Linked DNA regions of Homo sapiens: region 2 is linked to region 1. Evidence: chromatin loops called from intact Hi-C (ENCODE). Cell type or tissue: sigmoid colon. All regions are shown on one strand. Each heading gives the region's core, and the rest is flanking DNA. Links, peaks and the distances in the headings are about the cores only. Region 1 overlaps CCSER2 (coiled-coil serine rich protein 2). Region 2 has its middle 210 kb from the start of CCSER2.

Region 1 (9,984 bases), core at 717-8,716:
CACGCGCCTGCAATCGCAGGCACTCGGCAGGCTGAGGCAGGAGAATCAGGCAGGGAGGTTGCAGTGAGCAGAGATGGTGGCAGCACAGTCCAGCTTCGGCTCGGCATCAGAGGGAGACCGTGGAAAGAGAGGGAGAGGGAGACCATGGAAAGAGAGGGAGAGGGAGACCGTGGGGAGAGGAAGAGGGAGAGGGCAAGGGCGAGGGCGAGGGCGAGGGAGAATCCTCACTTCTTATGCCATTTATTTATATAGAGTATGTTGTGTATGTTCCTTGTCTCCCTGATGGGGCCACTACTCTGTGTAATGGATGAGACATGATGGAGTAGGTTGAGGAGGGAGATACATATGAGGTGAGTTTAAAGGAATTTGAATTATTTGGCATGAATAAGAGAAATCTGGGACTGTCTTAAAAAAAGTTTTGGGTTTTTTTGGTAATAATTTTATACTCAGAGAAATGTTGCAAGACCAAGATTAGTACAAAAAATATCTAAATACTCTTTATCCAGATTTACTTGTTAATGTTTTTTGCCATTTTCTTACCATTTGCTCTCTTTCATATATATGTATATATGAATAGGTATATATATGTTTATATGCATATTATGGCCCTTTATCTCCTAAATACTTCAACATGTATTTCCCAGTCATAGGGATTTAAAAAAAAATTGTACAGTATGGACTTCACTAAATTTAACATTGACGCAATAGTTTAATCTACCATTTGTATTCCAATTTTTTTTTCAATTGGCCCAGTCACCTTTATAGTATTTCTCCTTCCACAGACTGCTTTTTAAAGAGCAAAGAATGAGTCATGAGTAATTTTTAGTAGAAACTTTCTATTAAGGGCCTAAACACAATCATGGTGACTTAAAGTTGGATTCCTGTTTTGATCCACATCCATGCCTCCCACAAACCTTCCTGTCGCAGAAAATGACAGCACAATCCCATTAATTGTTCAAGCCAGAAACCTGAAGCTTATTTGGTTTCTCTTTTAACTTTATCCTTTGAGTTTAACCCATCACTGAGTCCTGTAGTTTCTCTCTCCCCTATATATCTTGAAACCCATCTATTGGCTGGGTGCAGTGGTTCACGCCTATAATCCCAGCACTTGGGGAGGCAGGAGGGTCACTTGAGCTCCGGAGTTCGAGACCAGCCTGGGCAACATACTGAGACCACACTCCCCCGCCCACCCCCGTCTACAAAAATTAAAAAGTTAGCTGGGTGTGGTGGCATGTGCCTGTAGTCCCAGCTACTAGGGAGGCTGAGATGAGAGGACTGCTTGAGCCCAGGAAGTCGAGGCTGCAGCGAACTATGATCACCCCACTGTACTCCAGAGTGGGACGACAGAGAGAGACCTTGTTTCAAAAAGAAAGAAAGAAACTTGTTTGTACCTTTCTATCCATCTACTTCAACCAGCCTAGTCTATCATTATTTCTCATCTGGACTCCTACCGACTTTCCTACCTGATTTTTTCCTGCTTCTACATTTTCTTCTTTCCTATTCATTCTCCACATAACAGCCAGAATGATCTTTTAGAAATGTAAATCAGATCGGCCAGGTGCAGTGGCTCACGCCTGTAATCCCAGCACTTTGTGAGGCCCAGGCAGGCGGATCACCTGAGGTCAGGAGTTCAAGACCAGCCTGGCTAACATGGTGAAACCCCATCTCTATTCAAAATACAAAAATTAGCCAGGCATGGTGGTGGCACCTGTAATCCCAGCTACTTGGGAGGCTGAGGCAGGAGAATTGCTTGAACCTGGGAAGTGGAGGTTGCAGTGAGCCGATATCATGCCACTGCACTCCAGCCTGGGTGACAGCGAGATTCCGTCTCCAAAAAGTAATAATAATAACAAAAAGTACATCAGATCGCATCACGCTCGTTTATACATTAAGTGGCTTTCCACTGCGCCAGAGCACTCTCTGCATAGCTTAACTCTTCTTTAGTCCACAACTTTAAAATATTCTCCCTCTGAGAGGCCTTACTTGATGCCCAGTTTGTTATTTTTCCTAAAGCATTTCGTTTTCCTTTATAGCACTTATGATTTGTAATTATTTAATTGTTTTTTTTTCTTTTTCTCTATTTCCTACACTAGGTTGTAAGTGCAAAATGCATAGGGACCAGGTCTGTTCTGTGCATTTTTGTATACCTAGCACATTGCTAGGATTATACTAGCTAGGTGATTAATAAATATTTGAATATTTGAGTGAAAGGAAACCTGAGAGGTTATCTAATCTTACCTCCCACCAATTTAAGAGTCTGCACTATCTCTGTCAAGTGCTTATCTAGCTTATTTTTTAATGCTTTCACAGATGGACAGCTTAGTGTTTTATGTAGTTTACTTTGTTGAATAATTTTGATAGTTTGAAAAGTTTTAGTTTTTGGGCTGAAAACTGCCCTTTTCTTATTTCTATTCATTGATCCTAGTTCTGCCCGTTTGTCACAACTTAAACTATTTTGACCCTACATATAGTATCTTAAACTATTTGACAGCAACCGTTATGTGTGCTCTTGGCTTTGTTAGGCTAAACCATTTATAAGCGCTTCAGCTTTTCATCATGTGACATGTTTCTTTACCCTTACCTCCTTTGTATCCCTTTTGCCAGGGTAGCTCTAAAAGTGGTTAATGAAGGATAAAGATATTTATAATCTTTGGTCCAGTCATCTGTGATTAAATGATTTATAGCACATTAATTCAATGTAATATATTGTAGCCCTTAAAATAACAAATATAACTGTAGAACTGTGGGATATATTTATAAAACAATGATATTTTAAAAGTAGAACATTAAATTGTACCTAGATAGTTCATATAGCTGACTCTGTGTGTGTAGATGAAATTTAGAAGGGTACATGAAGTAATGAGAATAGTTGTATAGTTGTGTTAGGGTGGTGGAATTATAGGGAGAAGTTTTTTTGTTTTTTGTTTTTTTTTTCCTTTGAGACAGAGTCTTCCTCTGTCACCCTGGCTGGAGTGCAGTGGTGTGATCTCAGATCACTACCTCCCAGGTTCAAGCGATTCTTGTGCCTCAGTGTCCAGAGTAGCTGGGATTACAGGCATCTGCCACCATGTCTGGCTGATTTTTGTATTTTTAGTAGAGATGAGGTTTCGTCCTGTTGGCCAGGCTGGTCTAGAACTCCTTGCCTCAAGTGAGCCACTCACCTTGGCCTCCCAAAATCCCAAAATGCTGGGATTATGGGTGTGCCACCATGTCTGGCTTTATTTATTTATTTAAGAGACTGGGTCTCACTGTGTTACCCAGGCTAGACTGGAACTCCTGGGCTTAAGTGATCCTCCCACTGCAGCCTTCCGAATAGCTTGGACTGTAGGCATGAGCCACCATGCCTGGCCCAGAAGTTTTAAAATATAGAGTATTTTATAATTAGTTTAATAAGAAAGGAGAAAATATAATGCTTGGAAAAGTCATTCCAACTAGAATTAAGTGAGATTTCAGTAGTCTGCATTAAGACTGTATTTCTTTTAATGTAGTTAAAGAATGCTTATTTTGTGGCCTTACCACATTATAATAATAGCCACATTTGGCTAGTGGCTGCTGTATTGACAGGGCAGATATATGTATTGGGTAAGGGCAGGTGGAGAACATTTCTTTTGGTACAGTGTTCTATGGATAGTGCCAGAATAAGAGATTGTGTGGGATGGATCACTCATGAGAGCAAGATAGGCAAAATGGTGACTTGTAGGCTGGCCGCGGTGGCTCACGCCTGTAATCCCAGCACTTTGGGAGGCCGAGGCAGGCGGATCACGAGGTCAGGAGATCGAGACCATCCTGGCCAACATGGTGAAACCCTGTCTCTACTAAAAATATAAAAAAAAAATTAGCTGGGTGTGGTGGCACACGCCTATAGTCCCAGGTACTCGGGAGGCTGAGGCAGGAGAATTGCTTGAACTCAGGAGGCGGAGGTTGCAGTGAGCCAAGATTGCGTCACTGCACTCCAGCCTGGCGACAGAGGAAGACTCTGTCTCAAAAAAAACAAAAACAAAATAGGTGATTTGTGTCCATACAATCCTTCTGAGGCTCAATCTTGAAGGTAGAGGAGCCAAGGTGAGGTGTGGGAACAGGGCCACAAGACATAGTTCATGGCACTGGCCATTAGGTGGCAGTGTCTCCTCAGGCCTGCTAGTTATTGGAGAAGCTCTTGGGGAGTAGGAAGAATGACGGGGGTGGGGAGCAGTCTTCTCGGTGAGTGGGCAAGGTTTCTGTATATATAAAAGTTTGTTGGTAGTATCTTTATATTTCAAAGAGTACCTATCACCACCACCACCACTGCCGCCGCCACCACCTCCTCTTACCATATTAAGTGCCACTGACAGGTTCAGTGGTCCTGATTCCTGACTCTCTATGTGAACTTGGACAAATTACTTAACTTTCCTAAAGCTATTTCTTCATCTGTGAAATGGGAATAAATATACCTATCTAGTAGTTGTTAAGGTAGGAGGTTAAGGTTAAGATGCGATAATTCTTTTTTTTTTTGGAGACAGAGTCTCTTGTCACCCAGGCTGGATTGCAGTGGTACAATCTTGGCTCACTGCAACCTCCGCCTTTTAGGTTCAATTGACTCTTATGCCTCAGCCTCCCAAGTAGCTGGGATTACAGGCATGTGCCCCCCAGACCTGGCTAATTTTTGTGTTTTTAGTACAGATAGGGTTTTACCATGTTGGCCAGGCTGGTCTCGAACTCCTGACCTCAGGTGATCCACCTGCCTTGGCCTCCCAAAGTGCTGGGATTACGGGCGTGAGCCACCGCGCCCAGCCTAAGATACAATTCTTATAAGTGAATAGCACAGTGCTACACATATACCTACTTGGTAAAAATTAGTTATCGTTAAGGGCCCTGACAGTCATGTTCTCCTCTTTTGTTTTCAGCAGGGACGGTTAAGCCTTTCCACCCTCTGGTTGCATAGGAAGGACAGTTTCTTGCCTCGGTCATGGAGATCCTGTATAGCCTGTCTTCCATGGGTGTTCCTGTCTCTTGAGATAGCAGCCCGAGCCAGCCCCAGGACATTATTCATTTGTATATACTAACATCTGTTATATGCCAGGCTCTGTGCTAGATGCTGAGTATTAAAAAAACGAGTCTTTAATTAGGCTATTGAGTATATGTTGTAGATATTTTCATTATGCTTATGTTTTTGAAATTACTTGTATTGCTCAAGTTCTGTATGCTTTTGTTGGTTGAGTTTGCTCATAACGTTTAGTAAGACCGAGTCCCTACTTCCTGCAGCCCCATTCAGCTGCAGGTGTGATTTCCACACCCTTCAGGTTTAGCCAATCCTGACTTAGGTGGGTGAATGGGGCCTGCAATTAGCATGGCTACCACAGGCACAATGTTTACCATTCCCATCAAGCTGCCACTTTCTTCTGGACTTAGCTGTAAATCAGAACTTCTGCCTTCTTTTCCCCTTTAGCATTTTCAGTCTCCTAATGGGACTGGAAGCCCATGTTGATCTCATGGTGGGATCTTGTTCCAAATATTGTCCCCACTATTTTCTTTATTTTTAACCTCCTCTTTGAGCTCTTTTCCTGCAGAAAAGAGGGTACAAAATAAAAACAAAAAAACAAAAAAACAAAAAAACCCAGGCCAGGCATGGTGGCTCATGCCTGTAATCCCAGCATTTTGGGAGGCTGAGGCGGGTGGATTACTTGAGCTCTGGAGTTCAAGACCAGCCTGGACAATGTGGCGGAAACCCATTCTTTACAAAAAATACAAAAATTAGCCAGGTGTGGTTGCACACACCTGTAGTCCCAGCTACTGGGGAGGCTGAGGCGGGAGGGTTGCTTGAGCCCAGGAGGTCGAGGCTGCGGTGAGCTGTGTTTGCACTACTTCACTCCTGCCTGGGTGGGTGACAGAGGGAGACTCTATCTCAAACAAAAAACAAAAAAACAAGATTACGTCTATGTTGTCTCAAGTTACTTTTTTTTTTTTTAAATAGGGTTTGTTTGAAAGAATAGAGTATGTTTCCTGACTGTTTATCTCTTTATTCTTGAACCTGCTGTAGTCAGGTTTCTGTCCTCATCTTGTCTCCTGAAACTGCTTTGGCAAAGGTGACCAAATTTGTAAACTACTAAGCCCAATTATTCTTTTTGGTTCTTAGTTTACTTATATGTGGAATTTGACACTACTGCTTGTTATCTTCAAAGTTTCTTGCAAATTACTTTTTTATTTCTCTTCTTTACTCTTGGATCATACGTTCTCTGTGCCACCCCCCGCCCCCCGCCCCGCTTCCCCCTCATCCATTTTTTAAGTGTTGGTGATACCAGGACTGTGCCTTTCTCTCCTTGTTGTACATCTTCTCCAGGTGACCTCACTTGTTTTTGGTGGGAAATTTGACCATCGTTCCTGTACTGATAATTCCCAAATCATCATCTTCCTTTCAGATTTTGCCCTTGCATTTCAGACTCCTTTGACCGGTAAACACCCTCGCGTATGCTCTCTAGATATGCACCTCAAAGTTAGCTTGATGTGCTAAGTTTGTGATGTTTTTCCCCAGACATAATGTTTGCCCTCAATCAAAGGCAAACATTATGCCTGGGGAAAAACATCATGTCCAGTCAGACAAGCCCAGAATTTTGAGCTCTTTCCTCTTATCTCCCACATCTAATCAATCACTCATCCATTTATTTGCTAAATATTATGTTCTCATTTTGTGCCCATTATTGTGACAAAAATTCTTTAGATTTAATATTGCTGATATCTTTTGTACCTTTTTGCTACAATCTTTGTTGTCTTTCTCATGTTGTAACTAACCTCTTAACCCATCTCCCCTTCTTAACCCATCTCCTGCGTACTTAAATCAAAGTGACTTTTCAAAATTCAGGTCAGATCTTTTTTTTTAATGGTTTAAAACCCTTTAGTTTCCTAATTGCCCATAGTAAAGTCCAGACTTCTTAGTATGGCACATAAGCCACTCTGTAGGCTGTATTTTTCCACTATTCTTCCTTTCTTCTTATGCATTTCTGAAACCCTGTTCACTACCATTGTTCAGCCAACAACAGTTTTCTGAATGTGTCATGCTGATTCTATGTTTTTGTTTATGCTCTTAGGCTGTATTGTTTTTTCACATTCAGTGTCTTTATTTCTATTTACCATTTATCTTTTGAAACTCAGCTCAAGCATTGCCTCCTCTACGAAGCCATTTATGTTATCCCTCTCTCCCAGTTAAGCACTTTCTTTTTTGTTCCCCCATGTGCTACCCCATATACTCTGCTCTAGCAGTTATAGTACTTCATTCCCCTTCTCTTGTCTACATGTCTTTTCCCTTATATTGGAAGGTCTTATTTTATCCACAACCTCTATCTTAGAGCCTGATTCATAATAGGCTTTCAATAAATGTTTAATAACTAAATGAATGTATTTTAAGTCATTGGTGTAATGAAAGCATTTCTTCCTTTACCAGATCATAAGCTGCTTATGGCAAGTACTGTATGTACCTTCTTTATTTTTCAGGATCTTGTCTTATAGTTACTTTATAAAAAAGTGTTGTGGCTGGGCACTGTGGCTCACGCCTGTAATCCCAGCACTTTTGGAGGCTGAGGTGGGTGGATCACCTGAGGTCAGGAGTTTGAGACCAGCGTGGCCAACATGGTGAAACCCTGTCTCTACTAAAAATACAAAAATTAGCTGGATGTAGTGGCGGGCGCCTGTAATCACAGTTACTTGGGAGGCTGAGGCAGGAGAATCACTTGAACCTGGGAGGTAGAGGTTGCAGTGAGCCAAGATCATGCCATTGCACTCCAGCCTGGGTGACAAGAGTGAAACTGTCTCAAAAAAAAAAAAAAAAAAAGGTGTTGTATTAATCTGAGGTGGAGGTTTGCAGTGGATTAAGTGTGGCCTCTCTACAAAGGAAGAAGTTGAGTTCTGTTAGTCCTAAGCACAATGAGATATTTGATGGTTATTATAATTAATTCATAGAGGCAAACATTGCACCTAACTTTAGTCACTTTGGTATTTGGCAAATCAAGCAGATTCTCAGTGTCGGTACTCGGGATTGGTTAAATGCTGTTAACTATTTTAAGGATTTTTACTTTTAAAAAATGTTAAGGTATGGGTGTCCTAGTTGCTATTAAGAGTTGTGTGAGCAATTATCTAAAACATTTTGTAACTAAATCATACAGGGAGCCAGTATTTGAAGAGCACAGTCATACTGAGACTAAAACTGCGCTATACTCTATTTCTTTTGTAATTTAGTATTTTTTTAAAAAAATGTTTTATGCCAAAAGTTTTAAGTTCCTTCTTCAAAAAAATGAAAGAAGTAGGTGTCGTGGATATGCGTAGAGATTGAGATTCTAAATTAGAATACATTATTAAGAAGGAAGCTATCAGGGAAGAGATCGGTTTCTTCATTAGGGTTAGTAACCCAATATAGTTTGTGGAGAGGTGGAAAAAAATCAATATCATGCATTAGTACCTGTTTTACTTACGTAAACAGGAACCTATGAATAGGAGCTTATAAACCAGTTCTATAGGACCTCAGATATTAATTGAAATATACTGCCAATTGTGTGATAAGCTGTTATACATTATGTGTGTGTGTGTATATACATATAGATGTGCTGATAATGTAAATTTGAGGTAAAAATTAGTAAAATACCTAGCAAGACACTGTTAAGGAATATGCTGTTTATTCTTGCTTTTAACCTACATTTGTAAAAAACCAGTTAGGTGCCAGCCTATGTCTTAGGGCTTGACTGAGGCAGCAGATGATTGAAAGTCAGTCTGTGTTCTCAAAGAACTTGGCCTCCAGTGGAGGGAAAATAAACTTTGAGTGTCTGAGGGGCATTACTTGGTGTGTTGACAAGAAATGAGAGCCCACATCTGAGGCTGGTGGGTTTGGCTTCTGCAAAGACGGTTTGATACCATGAAGAATGTGTGAAGGGTGAGGGGTAGTGCATTTCAGACACAAGACTATATGTGTAAACACATGTCTGTTAACCCCAGAACTCCCAACAAGTCAGGCATAAACCTTTACAATTAGTCGAATAATTGGGGCTGATGACTAACTACACCGTCCATAGAAACCTTGAAAATTCCCTAGCTCCCTTTTCCCTCCATTGGACTTGCTTCCCAGTGTATGGCCTCATATTTCTTTTTTATGACATTTATTATATTTTTGTGTTTTTTTTTTTTTTTTGAGACGGAGTCTCTCTCTGTCACCCTGGCTGGAATGAAGTGGTGTGATCTCGGCTCACTGCAAGCTCTGCCTCCCGGGCTCACGCCATTCTCCAGCCTCAGCCTCCCGAGTAGCTGGGACTACAGGTGCCTGCCACCTCGCCCGGCTAATTTTTTTGTGTTTTTAGTAGAGACGGGGTTTCACCGTGTTAGCCAGGATGGTCTTGATCTCCTGACCTCGTGATTCGCCCGCCTCAGACTCCCAAAGTGTTGGGATTACAGGCGTGAGCCACCGCGCTCGGCCATATTTTTGTGTTTTTAAATGTCTAGTCTTTGCTGGGCCATTAGCTCTAGGAGTGCAAGGTTCATATCTGTCTGTGACAACTGTATCCACAATAACTTGTGCAGTTGCTGGCACATAATGGATGTTCAGTAAATACTTAGTAGACAAATAATGCTTCTATGGGTGACATAATGGTGTTATGGAAAGCATATAGTAGTTCTGTTGAAGAAGAGAATGTGGTTTAATGCATGATTTTAAGTATGATTTTCCTTTCCCATTAGGTGGAATTTAGCCATCTAGACAGTAAAGAACACACATGCCTCTTGAGTTGCTCACCTCTGTTTTCCCCTGCCTACAGTGGTTTGGAAGACATAGATAACTATGAAATAGGACATTTTGGGTGAGGTTAGGGTCTAAAGTTAGCATGGAGTTTAAAAATCTTGTATAGTTGCCGTTGAGAAGCCAGATGGTGACTTAAGTTTAACCTGGTTATCTTTTCTTGCAGCTTTGGTTGAGTACCAAAGAGTTGGTCAGTTCAGAGAGTTGGCTTCTGCAAAAAATACCCATTTTCAGAT
Region 2 (9,984 bases), core at 1,305-9,304, 180 kb after region 1:
TTTGCATGTGGATACCAAATTGTCTCACCACTATTGGTTAATAGGGCTATCCTTTACCCAAGGCACTCTCTTGGCACTTTTGTTGAAAGTAAATTGAATGTAAATAAAAGAATTTATTGTCTGGATGGTCAGCTCTGTTCTGTGGATCCATACATCTGTTCTCATACCAGACCACACTGTCTTCATAATTGTATTATAGCTTTACAGTAAGTTTTGAAGTTAGGAAATTAAAGTCCTCCAAATTTGCTCTTCTTTTTCAAAATTTATTTGGCTATTCATGGTCTTTTATAAGTCCATATAAATTTTAGGATCATATTGTTAAGTTCTGCAAAAATGCATGCTGGAATTTTGATAGGAATTGCATGGAAACTATTCAGTTTGGGAAGAATAGTCATCTTGTCAACACTGAATTTTCCGATCCATGAACATGAAATGTCTCTAAAATTATATAGATTTTTAAAATTTCCCTCAGCAATGTTTTATAATTTTCAGTGTAAAAATCTTATACTTCTTTTGTTAAATTTATTCCTAAGTATTTTATTTTTTGTTGCTGTTGTGCAAGGAATTGTATCCTTAATATCTTTTTCAGATTGTTCATTGTTTATACATAGAAGTGCAATTGATTTTTGTATACTGATCCTGTATCCTGAGACTTACTGTGCTTACGATATGGTTTGGCTGTGTCCCCACCCAAATCTCATCTTGAATGTTAGCTCCCATAATTCCCATGTGTTCTGGGAGGGACCCAGTGGGAGATAATTGAATCGTGGGAGCAGGTCTTTCCTGTGCTGTTTTCATGGTAGTGAATAAGTCTCACGTGATCTATGGTTTTATAAAGGGGAGTTTCCCTGATCATTCTCTCTCTTGTCTGCCACTGTGTAAGATGTGCCTTTCACCTTCTGCCACGATTGTGAGGCTTCCTCAGGTATGTGGAACTGTGAGTCCATTAATATAAATTACCGAGTTTTGGGTATGTCTTGATCAGCAGCATGAAAACAGATTAATACAGTAAATTGGTACTGAGAGTGGGATGCTGCCGTAAAGATATCTGAAAATGTGCAAGCAACTTTGGAACTGAGTAACAGGCAGAACTTGGAACAGTTTGGAGGGCTCAGAAGAAGGCAGGAAAATGTGGGGAAGTTTGGAACTTCCTAGAGACTTGGAGGGCTCAGAAGACAGGAAGATGTGGGGAAGTTTGGAACTTCCTAGAGACTTGTTGAATGGCTTTGACCAAATTGCTTACGGTGATATGGACAATAAGGTCCAGGCTGAGGTGGTCTCAGATGGAGATGAGGAACTTGTTGGGAAGTGGAGTAAAGGCCACTCTTGCTATGCAAAGAGATTGGCAGCATTTTGCCCCTGCCCTAGAGATATGTGGAACTTTGAATTTGAGAGAGATGATTTAGGGTATCTGGTGGAAGAAATTTCTTTCTTTTTTTTTTGAGACGGAGTTTCACTCCTGTTACTCAGGCTGGAGTGCAATGGTGCAATCTCGGCTCACCACAAACTCCGCCTCTCGGGTACAAGCGATTCTCCTGCCTCAGCCTCCCGAGTAGCTGGGATTATAGGCATGCATCACCACGCCTGGCTAATTTTGTATTTTTAGTAGAGATGGGGTGTCTCCATGTTGGTCAGGCTGGTCTCGAACTTCCAACCTCAGGTGATCCGCCTGCCTCAGGCTCCCAAAGTGCTGGGATTACAGGCATGAGCCACCACGCCCAAACATGGTGGAAGAAATTTTGAAGCAGGAAAGTGTTCAAGAGGAAGCAGAGCACAAACATTTGGAAAATTTGCAGCCTGATGATGTGATAGAAAAGAAAAACCGATTTTCTGGGGAGAAATTCAAGCCGGCAGCAGAAATTGGGTAAGTAACAAGGAGTCCAATGTTAATCACCAAGCAAATGGGGAAAATGTCTCCAAGGCATGTCAGAGAACTTCAAGGCAACCCCTCCAATCACAGGCCAGAGACGTAGGAGGGTTTCCTGGGCCGGGTCCAGGGCCTTATGCTGTGTACAACTCAGGGACTTGCTGCCCTGTGTCCCAGTTGCTCCAGCTGTGGCTAAAAGGTGCCAAGGTACAGCTCGGGCTGTGACTCCAAATGGTGCAAGCCCCAAGCCTTGGCAGCTTCCACGTGGTGTTGAGCCTGCAGGTGCACAGAAGTCAAGAATTGAGGTTTGTGAACTTCTGTGTAGATTTCAGAGGATGTATGGAAACACCTGGATCTCCAGGCAAAAGTTTGCTGCAGGGGTGGGGCCCTCATGGAGAACCTCTGTGAGGGCAGTGCAGAAGGGAAATATGGGGTCGAGCTCTCACACAGAGTCCCTACTGGGGCACCACCTAGTGGAGCTGTAAGAAGAGGGCCACCCTCCTCCAGACCCCAGAATGGTAGATTCACCAACAACTTGCACCATGCAACTGGTAAAGCCTCAGACACTCAATGCCAGCCTGTGAAAGCAGCCAGGAGAGGTGCTGTATCCAGCAAAGCCTCAGGGGCGGAGCTGCCCAAGGCCATGGGAGCCCACCTCTTCTGTCAGCATGACCTGAATGTGAGACACGGAGTCAAAGGAGATCATTTTGGAACTTTAAGATTTAATGACTTCCCTACTGGGTTTTGGACTTGCATGGGACCTGTGGCCCCTTTGTTTTGGCCAATTTCTCCCATTTGGAGTGGGTTTATTTGCCCAGTGCCTGTAACCCCATTGTATCTAGGAAGTATCTAACTTGCTTTTGATTTTACAGGCTTATAAGGTGGAAGGGACTTGCCTTGTCTCAAATGAGACTTTGCTGAAAGAAGACTTTGGGGGACTGTTGGGAAGGCATGATATGTTTTGAAATGTGAGGACATGAGATTTGGGAGAGGTTAGGGGTGGAATAATATGGTTAGGCTGTATCCTCACCCAAATCTCAGTTTGAATTGTAGCTCCCGTAATTACCACATGTTATGGGAAGGACCCAGTGGGAGGTAATTGAATCATGGGGGTGGGTATTTCCTGTGCTGCTGTTTTTGTAGTGAATAAGTCTCACGAGATCTGACGGTTTTAAAAAAGGGAGTTCCCCTGCTCATTCTCTCTCTTGCCTGCCTCCACATAAGAAATGCCTTTCGGCCGAGCGTGGTGGCTCACGCCTATAATCCCAGCACTTTGGGAGGCTGAGGCGGGTGGATCACTAAGTCAGGAAATCGAGACCATCCTGGCTAACATGGTGAAACCCCGTCTCTACTAAAAAATATAAAAAATCAGCCAGGTGTGGTGGCGGGCGCCTGTAGTCCCAGCTGCTCAGGAGGCTGAGGCAGGAGAATGGCGTGAACCCGGGAGGCGGAGCTTGCAGTGAGCCGAGATCGCGGCACTGCACTCCAGCCTGGGCGACAGAGCGAGACTCCGTCTCAAAAAAAAAAGAAAAAAAAAAAAAAAAGAAATGCCTTTCATCTTCCACCATGATTGTGAGGCCACCCCAGCCACATGAAACTGTGAGTCCATTAAACTTCTTTTCCTTTATAAATTACCCAGTCTTTGGTATATCTCTATCAGCAGGATTAAAGCAGACTAATAGATCTTTGTATTAGTTCTGATAGTGCTTTTATGGGTTCCTTGGGATCTTCTGCACACAGGAGCTTGTCATCTACAGTAGACAGTATTACTTTTCCTTTCCCAGTGTGGATGCCTTTGTTCCCCACCTTGTACTTGCCTGATTGCACAGCCCCCTTTTCTCTCAAGGCTGATGCTGCTGAAGCTGGAACCCCCAAGAGAGATTGACTCCCCGTGGCCATAGACCTATGCTGTGACCTTTGGTGGCCCAGGAGGATAGCAGCAATGAGCCACAGCTGCCTTCCAACTTTGTGGGGGTGGGAAGGCAAAGCCTGTGCTCACTGTCAGATGTCCATCACAGGCCCATGTGGCCATGGGGCATGGCCCCAGGTCTCTGGACCCTCTAATTTGGGATCCCTAGTTCTGAGAGCCCCACTGAAGATTTTGCATCTGATTCCTACCTTATTCCTCCAAACACACTGTGTAGCAAGAGATGACTGTCTGGGCGCCACATGGTGACCCCAAATTGTTTTAATAAAGTTAGTCTTACATTATTCCTTATCAGTGAGTGAAGCAGTGGGAATCTTAGGAATATAGCACAGAGGGTTTGGGAAGCTGAGTATGCCAGACTGTAGGGCCTGTGGTGTTTAGATATATGCTCCCCAAACTGAGGCAAGGCCTCATGTCTAATATTGATTTTTTAACACAGGAAGAGATTTAGAGAGGGAGGTTGAGGGGGAATCACTTCTCATGGAACCAAGGAGCTTCAGGGAAGGTTAAGCTGCCTTCAGAGGGTTATTTAGAATATCTGAGGGGGTGGAGTTTAAAGAAAGAATATTCAATACTATAATTTTAATTTTGTTTTCCAAATCTGAGTTTCTTTTGCTGTAATATAAACTTGAAAATTAAATTCAACAAAATCATTTTTGTTCTTGGAAACAGAAAATACAGCGAGTTTCAAAGGAAACAACAGGGAGTTTGGGGGTTTCTATGGTCCTGCAGGTGGAGACTGCGCTGGAGAAAACCCAGCGTTATTACACCCACGTGGGTGTGGAATGCAGAAGCCTGGTCGCATAATAATACATGATGTTTATTGAGTGTTCTCTGACACTCAACAATAATAGTTAATGTTTGTTGAGTGCTTTATAAATGCAACCATTATAAATGAAGGACCACTCTTGTTTAGTGTTGACGGAGGGTGCAGTGGAAAAACTAAAACACAGTCCGGGAGCCAAAAGTTCACAATAGTGTCAACTCTTTACTTGCTTTGTCAAAAATGGTGACGGGATCCAAATACACTGCACAATGACATTCGTAAAGAGATTTGTTCACCTCTCCAGCCCACTTCCCACAAGCCTTCCCCACAGCACAAGCTGCTCCCAGACATCTTTCTTCCCAGTGCACCTACCACATCCCTCCCTCCCCATCCAGTTTCTGACCCCAAAGAGCAGCAGGGCCAGAAGTCAGTTCTCCCACCTTGGCACAAAGAAGAGCCCATGCGGAGGCCTCATTTCCAACATCTCGTAGACCAACAGGCACAAGAGTGTCACACTGGGGTCTAGAAGCATGACTCCATGTGCTGTGCTGGGTGCTTTATGTGTTGATGATGATAATGATGGTAGCTTCTAACCCTTGATGTTCTGTGTGGCCAGGCATTGTTCTAAGCGCTTTATATCCTGCCCTCAAATTCTTGCAACATTCCTAAGAAGCAGGCACTAGCCTCACTATTTTACAGAGGAGAAACTAAGGCTTGAAGTTAGATACCTTGCCTGCACTTACAGCTATTAAATGGCGAAATAGAATTTGAAACCAGGTCATCTGCATCAGAATCCATGCACTTAATCACAAGGCTACTACTACATCTCCAGCTATATTTCATCTCAGTTCGTTTTCACAATAGCATTTCCTTTTTCACATGATAAAACAGAGGAGAGGCTCAGAGTGTTAAAAGTCAATGGCCCAAGTCATAGAGCTATTAAAGGAGTGGAATAGGCCGGAGCGATAGTGGGGAGGGCCGGCGGGAGGCTGAAGGCGGTAGTCTATTGTACAATGCTGCCATCTAGTGGTAAAATCTGAAACCTTCCTTATACGTACCCCGCCCATTTCTAAAAATGATTTACAGTTGCTTGAAGTTTCAGAAGATGGAAACCCTGTCAAATCCTCAAAGTATTAAAATAAAAGTGAAAGGAAAACAACCATATCATAATGGAGGAATAGCTGAGGCAATAGTTTTTAACTGAGAACCTACTTGGCTCTGAGTTTCCTGGCAGCCAAGGCTAAGAAGGAAATGTGTGTTCCATTGCTTATTGCACAATAAAAAGTCGATTAATCCATCACAAGACCAGCCTTGGACTTCATTTTTAATTCAACAACAATGGCACTAAAGATGTTGTAGGTGCCCTCCTGTGGACATTCATTTACCTGGAAAAGCCAACCAAGGGTCCCGATGGAACAAGTATGCTTGTTTATATAGGGGCCCTGGCTCAGCCTTTCCCCAAGCAGTCATTCCTGGGATGAGAATGACCCATGAAGGCTTTCAGCAAATGCTATCCACTAGGTCTTTCGGGCCCAGGCACCACCCACATTTGTGGTAGTTTTGGTTCAGTTATGTTTCGAAGGCAGCGCTGAGGGCCTGGCCCCTTGGTTTGGACTTTGGGTGGTGGCAGTGACAGTGCTCTGTTGTTCCATGAGCTCCAGAGATGTACTCTAGACCTGCGCTGTCCAATAAGGCAGTCACAGGTTACATGTGGCTCCTGAGCACTTAAATTGCAGCTGGTCTGAACTGAGATGCCCTGGAAATATAAAATCCACAGCAGATTTCATATAAAAAAGGAAAAATATCTCATTAATAATTGTTATACTCATTACATCTTGAAATAAATTATTTCATGCTGGATTAATAAAAAATAAGTTATTAATTTTACTTATTTCTTTTCACATTATAAAATGGGACTTTTAAAAAATTTAAAATTGAGTATGTGGCTGGCACTGTATTTCTTTCACGTCTAGAGATAGAAGAAATACTCTAGAGAGAGTATTTCTCTCTCTTCCTGGCTCCAGAGAGGTGGACTAGGCACTCTGGTCACCACGGGTAATGCCCCAAAACCCTAAGAACCTTTTGTGTTATTATGGGAGAACAGTTGTCTTTGTCTTCTAGATGCAGGCTAGCTTAGAGTTGAAGAATTTGGCTAAAGTGTTCAGTGGCTCCAAACAACTTTGCTCTGCCAGTTGGGACACGTTCTCTGTGTCAGCAGGCCAGGGATTGGGGTGGGGGTGTTGTCAACAATGGGAAAGGAGGGGCAGGGGGAAGGCAAGTTTGTTTCTCAGAAGTAGAATGAGCCACCCCTGCACCTGAAGTGGGTGTCTCTTTTGAAAAGGATTCTTTGGTCTCCAGGTATACAGTGCTCCTTCCATCACTGGGGTCCAGGTCTGGGCCCCAGCATTTGGACTTCACTCACCAAGGCCAGCTCTGATTTGCTGATGTATCAGTTATAGTTTTCAGAAGCCAATTTGCAAATTTCCTTTCAGATCTTAAAAAGGCTGGAAAGCAGAGAGATGAGGGCATAAAGCTTTGTAAATTATCAAAATCCCAAGCACACACATCTTCAAGCGCACAGGAACCACAAGTCCCCAATCATTATTGTGGTTCTGCTTTTTCCCCTATATTATGTGTTACAATATTACGAGTCAATTTCCCAGAAGTTTTAGCTGCTTTTCTCTGGCTGCACTAATTATATCAATAACAAACTCACAATCACATCAAATGACTGTCAACATATCCCAGTGCGCCATGCTCCATGAAATGACTAAATAAAGCAAAATTCCTTTATGGATTCCTTGGAGTATAACTGATCACAAGTTTGAGAATCTTGGGCTAAATCCAAAAGATGGCATCAAGCTCCCAGGCAGCTGGCCAAAATGTGAAGGCAATCTGCCTGGATGAACTTCTTCAAAATTTCCAGTTTACTCTTAGCACATCTAAGGTCACTGTATGAGTCCGTTTTCATGCTGCTGATAAAGAGATACCTGAGACTGGGCAATTTACAAAAGAAAGAGATTTAATGGATTTACAGTTCCACATGGCTGGGGAGGCCTCACAATCATGGCAGGAGGTGAAAGGCAGGTCTCACATGGTGGCAGACAAGAGAAGAGAGCTTGTGCAGGGAGACTCTGTTTTTCAAACCATCAGATCTCACGAGACTTATTCACTATCACAAGAACAGCACGGGAAAGACCTGCCCCCATGATTCAGTTACCTCCCACCAGGTCTCTCCCACAATAACTGAGAATTCAGGATGAAATTTGGGTGGTGACATGGCCAAACCACATCAGTCACACTCCAATTCTTGAATGAAACTGGGTAGGACCAGTGCCCACCCAAATGATCAGAAGGGAGTGTGTGCCTCCCACACAGTAACTCCCCATTAAATGTGAGTTCTCACGTCAGAGGTGCATAGGGCTGGGGAGCCAGAAGTATGTGAGGTCTCTTTCTGGGCTTAAAGCAGGGAAGGAACCCAGAAGCCCCCTGCTGAGCAGAGGACTCACTGTGGGGTTTGCCCTTTGGTAAGTCTGAATTTTGGTGGTCGAATTCAAAAGCCTCCTGTAGCGTGCAAAGGACACAGCTTCAGAGCCTTCCAGGGTGGCTAGCTCATGGTGGTCACGCCCCACCTCCTGTGGAATGAATGGATTCCACAGGGCTTAGTTGTCTGTTACTGTCTTGTTTCCTGTTACCCTGGGCTATGTCTCTTAGGCTGCCTCCAAATCTTCAGGGCAGCCTTGGAGGAGCCTCACACCGGACTCAGGCTAGAGCTCCCAAGGGAGAGCAAAGCCGTGGGGTGACTAGGTGCTCAGTGAGTCCCCAGGGGAAAGGGAAACTTGGGGAACAGGATGCAGGGCTGTGCTACCTGGCAGCCCTCCTTTCAAAGGGGATGCATCTCTGGCCATCATAAAAGATTCAGTTCTGTCAAGGGCCTTCCAACATGCAGAGCGTGAATGAGGCCTGTCAAGGGGCTCCCGGGGCCTCCCTCCCTTCGCCTCCTTCCTCCAGATGATGTTTCTTTCCCTGGGGTCTTGGCAGCTGGTCCTGAGCTCCCGGCGGCCCATTTCCCGGACCTGCGTTCCCAGGCATGGCCACACGAGTGCGCCCGGCTCCCGCTCCGGATCCGCCTCACCGGGGCTGAGTCAGGCTAGCTAACGGGCCGCGGGATCCCAGGGCCGGGTCCCCCGACCCTGCCTGATCATCTGAGGGGCAACTTCGCTGCGCTTGGAAATCCTCTTGACGACTTTGTCTGCCAGGACGCCCCAGCGGGGCCAGCTGAGCGTCCTGGCCTGCGGCTACAGCCTATGGTGAGGGGTGGAAACGGCGCCCTCCTCCAGTGCTGCAGAAGTGATGAAGATTCCCGCGACCTGGAGGCACCAAGTCCTTCTCAAGCGCAGGGGAGAGGGAGGGCGCGGTGCGGGGGGGTCCTGGGGGGCTCCCTCGGAATGAGGGATGGGTCTCCCGACGGCGCCCCCAGCCAGGGCCAGAAGCGTGGGCGCGCCGCGTTCCCGGTGCTTCCGTGCAACACGTTTCTGTCTCTCCCGTTTTCCAGAGGGAAAATTTGCCGTGGGAAGCAAGGATTCCCGAGCCTCGGTCCTGTCCACGCGGTGCAGGGCACCTGTCCAAGGTGGGCCTGGCCTGGCCCTGCCCAGATTCAGCCAGGTGACCGGGGCTGCAGGCAGATCCAGATGACAACGAAGTGCTCTCCCCTCCATTCTCCAGGCCTCTCCTGCGGGGACCCAGCTGGAAGGCCTATGGGCTCCCACCCCTCAGGGCAAAGGCTGGACTTAAGGGCCAGGCTTTCCAGGTGTCATTTCCTCTCCGAACCTCTGGGTGTCACTCACCTCGAATTTCCTGTCTTTAGTTGGGCATTGGCCGACAGAGCGCGGAATCTCTGCTGCCCTGCTCAGGCAGAAGGGCTTGGCCTCCTTCCCACAGGCCATGGTCCCCAAACACCACTCAGCACCCCCAGGCAGGCTGCACATCTGGATGGGCATAGGGGGAATAGGATCCCACACTCACCCTCACCATGGCCTCAGGCTGTGCAGAGCATGCTTCCAGGTCCTTGACTTTGGGTTTGGGCAGATGACTTTGGCCAATGGAATATTAGCAGTCATAGGGTTAGCAGAGGCTTTCAATGTGCTTGAGAGATTGGCTTTGCATCCCCGCACTTCACTGATTGAACCTAAATGAGAAGCGTTTCCTCCTGGTAGCTGCTGCCCTTTCATCCTGGATCCCATAATAAGCACACATAGAGCAGGCCTGAGCCCAACCTGCAGTGGGAAGCCGAGCCCTGCAGTCCCACTGCCCGAAGCAGAGCCGACCTGCTGAGCCCAGCCTTGACAAGCATCCAGTTGTCTTCAGTGGGCCACACTTACAAGCATGGGAATTAGTGCTTATTGTCATATGCCACTGAGAGCT

What was found. Hi-C counts contacts between places; a loop is a spot of excess contacts. Peaks named below come from ENCODE experiments on the same cell type or tissue, not always from the same donor. Only the 100,000 strongest peaks of a DNase experiment are listed, where the experiment ranks them.
Region 2: it touches region 1 in a loop (12-fold over the local background); 21 of 110 quality-filtered maps call a loop at or near these places.

What each region holds. Positions count from the first base shown.
Region 1 is chr10:84,348,320-84,358,303 of GRCh38, forward strand. The region is part of intron 1 of CCSER2 (coiled-coil serine rich protein 2); the gene reads left to right. Among named protein-coding and RNA genes, the nearest start is that of CCSER2, 25 kb to the left of the region's middle. RefSeq lists enhancers at 2,678-2,847, 3,954-4,248. In sigmoid colon, for the core only: a CTCF peak has its summit at 4,108 (motif pointing right); a DNase peak (open chromatin) is centred at 4,122; H3K27ac peaks cover 174 bases.
Region 2 is chr10:84,532,028-84,542,011 of GRCh38, forward strand. No RefSeq gene overlaps it. Among named protein-coding and RNA genes, the nearest start is that of CCSER2, 210 kb to the left of the region's middle. RefSeq lists enhancers at 3,226-3,725, 4,978-5,682. In sigmoid colon, for the core only: CTCF peaks have their summits at 5,594 (motif pointing left) and 8,647; DNase peaks (open chromatin) are centred at 5,542 and 8,664; H3K4me3 peaks cover 690 bases; H3K27me3 peaks cover 1,536 bases.